2 separate regions of the Homo sapiens genome follow, and region 2 is linked to region 1. Evidence: read pairs that join two places in POLR2A ChIA-PET (ENCODE). Cell type or tissue: B cell. All regions are shown on one strand.

The links. Peaks named below come from ENCODE experiments on the same cell type or tissue, not always from the same donor. Only the 100,000 strongest peaks of a DNase experiment are listed, where the experiment ranks them.
Region 2: POLR2A ChIA-PET joins it to region 1 with 7 read pairs; 3 of 35 experiments call an interaction of 5 or more read pairs at or near these places.

What each region holds. Positions count from the first base shown.
Region 1 is chr6:37,163,448-37,165,947 of GRCh38, reverse strand. No RefSeq gene overlaps it. Among named protein-coding and RNA genes, the nearest start is that of PIM1, 5.5 kb to the left of the region's middle. In B cell, no CTCF peak of the experiment used is centred here; no DNase peak of the experiment used is centred here.
Region 2 is chr6:36,649,808-36,652,307 of GRCh38, reverse strand. No RefSeq gene overlaps it. Among named protein-coding and RNA genes, the nearest start is that of PANDAR, 24 kb to the left of the region's middle. In B cell, no CTCF peak of the experiment used is centred here; a DNase peak (open chromatin) is centred at 1,217.

The DNA.
Region 1 (2,500 bases):
CCTGCCTCAGCCTCCCAAGTAGCTGGGATTACAGGCGTCCGCCACAACACCCGACTAATTTTTGTATTTTTAGTAGAGACGGGTTTCATCAGGTTGGCCAGGCTGGTCTCAAACTCCTGACCTCAAGTGATCCGGCGGCCTCAGCCTCCCAAAGTGCTGGGATTACAGGCATGAGCCACCGCGCCTGGCCAGACAGGAAACATTCTAAATTTAAAAAGACCAGGCATGGTGGCTCACGCCTGTAATCCCAGCACTTTGGGAGGCCGAGGCAGGCGGATTGCTTGAGCTCAGGAGAGCAGCCTGGGCAACATAGGGAAACCCTGTCTTTACAAAACAAAAACTGAATATTTCTTTTTTTGTTTTAATTTTTATTTATTTATTTTTGAGACAAAGTCTCACTCTGGTCACCGAGGGTCCGGAGTGCAGTGGCACAATGGATCACGGCGCACTGCAGCCTAGACCTGCGCCCAAGCGATCCTGCTGCCTGAGCCTCCCACCTAGCTGGAATTACAGGGGTGAGCCACCACGCCGGGCTAATTTTCACTTGTTCTTTTTTTGTGTGTGTGACGGGGTTTCGCTCTGCTACCGAGGCTGGAGTGCAGTGGAGTGATCTCGGCTCACTGCAAGCTCCGCCTCCCGGGTTCACGCCATTCTCCTGCCTCGGCCTCCCGAGTAGCTGGGACTACAGGCGCCCACCACCACGCCCAGCTAATTTTTTGTATTTTTAGTAGAGACGGGGTTTCACCATGTTAGCCAGGATGGTCTCGATCTCCTGACCTCGTGATCCGCCCGCCTCGGCCTCCCAAAGTGCTGGGATTACAGGCCTGAGCCACCGCACCCGGCCGATAATTTTCACATTTTTTGTAGAGATGAGGTTTACCATTTTGCCAAGGCTGGTCCCAAACTCCTGGGTTCAAGTGATCCATCAGTCTTGGCCTCCCAAAATGCGTTTCTTTGTTGTTGTTGTTGTCTGAGATGGAGTCTTGCTCTGTCTACCAGGCTGGAGTGCAGTGGCGCAATCTTGGCTCACTGCAACCTCTGCCTCCCGGATGCAAGCCATTCTCCCTGCCTTAGCCTCCAGAGTAGCTGGGATTACTGGAGCCTGCCGCCACACCCGGCTAATTTTTGTATTTTTAGTATAGACGGGTTTTCACCATGTTGGTCAGGCTGCCCTCAAACTCCTGACCTCAGGTGATTCACCCGCCTAGGCCTCCAAAGTGCTGAGATTACAGAGATTACAGGCGTGAACCGCCGCGCCCGGCCGAAAATGCTGGTATTACAGGCATAAGCCACTAAACCCAGCTGAAAACCTTTTTAAATTGAAATCATTGTGATAGTGGGAGACACTTAGGAAATCCACCATGTCCCAATTTCAGAATGATCAAGGAATCTATGTAGTCACTAGAACTAGTTCTTGGCCTTTTTTTTTTTTTTTTTTTTTTTTTTTTTAGACAGAGTCTCACCCTATCGCCCAAGCTGGAGTGTAGTGGTGCGATCTCGGCTCACTGCAACGTCCACCTCCCGGGTTCAAGCAATTCTCCTGCCTCAGCCTCCCAAGTAGCTGGGACTATAGGCGTGTGTCACCAAGCCCAGCCAATTTTTTGTATTTTTAGTAGAGACAGGGTTTCACCGTGTTAGCCAGGATGGTGTCGAGCTCCTGACCTCGTGATCCATCCGCCTTGGCCTCCCAAAGTGCTGGGATTACAGGTGTGAGGCACCATGCCTAGCTAGTTCTTGTCCTTGATAAGGATATGATATTTATTTCATTTTTTTTTTAAGACGGAGTCTCTATCGCCAGGCTGGAGTGCGGTTGTGCGATCTCAGCTCACTGCAACCTTTGGCCCCTGGGCTCAAGGGATTTTCCTGCCTCAGCCTCCGGAGTAGCTGGGACTGCAGGCATGCGCCACCACGCCCAGCTAATTTTTGTATTTTTAGTAGAGACGGGGTTTCACCATGTTGGCCAGGATGGTCTCGATCTCTTGACCTCGTGATCCGCTCGCCTCGGCCTCCCAAAGTTCTGGGATCACAGGCATGAGCCACTGCGCCTGGCCTATTTCAGTTTTATAAATCTATTTTAGCCAGCAAGGTTGGGAAAAGAAAGGGCTATTTTACAATAAAGTATATTTAAATTATTACCAATTCATTTGTTTTGTTTTTCAGAGGAAATAAAAGTAATCTAGATTTATTTTTGGAATTTTGCACATTAGATACTGACAATTTGAGTAAAAATAATATTTACTGAAGGCATTATACACAAAGATTTTATAGTTCCTGAGTATTGCTGGATAGATGAATATAAAAAGGAGTAGCTTAGAACATATAAAGGCTACAGGAAGCCTGGAGACTGTTATAAAATACCTTATTAGAAGACTAAGAAAATGTATCCCTCAGATCAGAACAACCAGGCAGACACATGAACAAAAACGCTGCATGTCTAACTAACAAAGAAAAGGGCCATCGTGTCTGTGCGTGTGTGTGTGTGTGTGTGTGTGTGTGTGTG
Region 2 (2,500 bases), 510 kb after region 1:
GTGGTGGCGGGCACCTGTAGTCCAGCTACTTGGGAGGCTGAGGTATGAGAATTGCCTGAACGCGGGAAACAGAGATTGCAATGAGCCGAGATGACGCTGCTGCACTCCAGCCTGGGCGAGACAGTGATACTCTGTGAAAAAAAAAAAAAAATCTGCAGAACAAAGAGAATTAGACTATAAAGAGTTTACAGAGTCATAACCAAGAAATGTGCACATTAGAAATCAAGGAGTAGAGTTTATGGTGCAATGACATTGAAGCAATGCCCTGGATGGGCCCCACTCGTTTTAAGAACTCAGTGAAATTGTGAAACCTGTGGGGCAGACCTCAGTCCCCTGAAGACCTCCACATTCCTCAGGGAGTTCAGCAGCTCAGAACAGTGGCAATTCCTGAATATCCAGGATGGCACGTCAAATGCCAGAATGGAGGCACCAAGGCTGAAGGGAGGAGCACTAGATCAGGAGTCCAGCCCTGGGTTCCATTTCCAGCCTTGCTGCTGACTAGCTGTGTGTCCCTGGGCAAGTCATTTTCCTACTGGGTACAAGCCTGTATCTCCACAGCAATAAAATATGAAAGCTGGTCCAGATTATTTCCAAGAGGCCTCAAACTAAAGTAGGTAAGGGGATCTTAGTGATTCTAAGATCCTGCGAACTCCAGACCTCAAGTGATCTGCCCGCCTTGGCCTCCCAAAGTGCTAGGGTTACAGGCATGAGCTACTGTGCCCAGCCCTTGCAGATTTTTAGGAATTGAAAATTAAAGGCTAAGGCCGGGCATGGTCTCACACCTGTAATCCCAGTACTTTGGGAGGCTAAGTCGGAAGGATCAAGTAGGATCAAGTAGGTAAGGAGATCTTAGGGAACTTTTAGAGTTACACAGACTCAGCTTAAATCCTGGCTTTTCCTGGAAGGACAGTGATCCCAGGCAAGTTGTTTAACCTCTATATGCTTCACACTTTCCTTATCTGTAAACTGGGGGTAATAGCAGTATAAGGTTGTGAGGATTAAAGGAGAGAATCCATGAGTGCATGTAACACAATACTTTGCACATAGTAAGTTCTCAATGAATGTTAGATATTATTGTTAGTGAAGGGATATTTTAAAATACATTTGTGAAAGCATAACTCCTTTAATCACCTTGGCCCCCGGGGCTCCCCAGCCCAGAATCAACAGGTTCCCTGTATTAAAAGAGGAACAGATACCAGTTTGAAAGACAAAGTCATTGCTTTCCCTCAACTAACAAGTTTCCTTTATCTGGCAGCTGGGTGGGGTGGGAGCTCCTTGTAAACAATAACCTTCAAAGCCAGGCTTTGAGGCAAAGGGAATTGTCCTACAGTGTTTGAAGTTTCTGTTCCCTTAACAAGTCGGCCTGAAGGACTTGGCCACTGAGGTTACTGTAAGCCTTGCTGGAGAGAACTCAGTATCTGGCATAGAGCAGTGTGTCTCTAACTTTCTGGGAGAGAACTAAAATACATGGATTCCTGGGTCTCTCCTCAAATCTACTTAATCAGACTCTCCAGGGTAGGCACAGGGAATGAATATTTTATTTTATGGTTTTTTGTTTTGTTTTGTTTTTTTCTGAGACGGAGTCTCGCTCTGTCTCTCAGCTCACTGCAACCTCCACCTCCCGGGTTCAAGTGATTGTCCTGCCTCAGCCTCCTGAATAGCTTGCTGGGGCTACAGGCGCGTGCCACCATGCCCTGCTAATTTTTTTGTATTTTTAGTAGAGACGGGGTTTCACCATGTTGGTCAGGCTGATCTCGAACTCCTGACCTCAAATGATCAGCCCGCCTTGGCCTCCCAAAGTGCTGGGATTACAGGCATGAGCCACCGCGCCCAGCAGGGAATGAATATTTTAAACCAGTGCCCCAGTTGCTGCTTCTGGTCAGAGAAGCCTAGGAAGAGACAAAGTGTCTTAGGCAGAGACAAAGGGTCGGCTCCTCAGGTCCCAGTGTGTTGTAGGGGAAGAAGGGAAAGGGGCAGGGAAGCGGTAGGTTCCATGTGTGACCCCTCTCCAAGGTGGCATGGAGACAAGCGGGTAGGGAAGGGAGAAATGTCCCTATTCATGTGGTGACTGAGTGTTTACCCGTTAGATACACTTCAAATGGGAGTAGACCAAGGCACCTACTTGGCAAATTGTCCCCTTCCCTTCCCAGCTCCAACACCCCGAAGTGGGACTCGTGGGAGAGATTGAATCAGTAACAGGAAGAAAGAGAGAATATCTTCTTTGTGCATCTGAGCGTCCTGTGGGTAAATTGCTCTTGTTATGTCACTTCATCAACATAAAAATGTTGCATCATCATTGTCACCAAAAAGTCTTCATCCAAGAGTGCCTCCAGCTCTGGGGTCACTCAGGAGCTAAGCCAGGTGTGTGCCCCTTTTGGTTCAGGAAGCTGCCCCTTTGCCCTCAGGCAGGAACCAGGAAGCACGGTCTTCCAATCTGGCTGGGAAACAGTGTGGGCGCAGGAAGCTGGGGATTAAATCTCCCCCAAGGGATCACACAGCC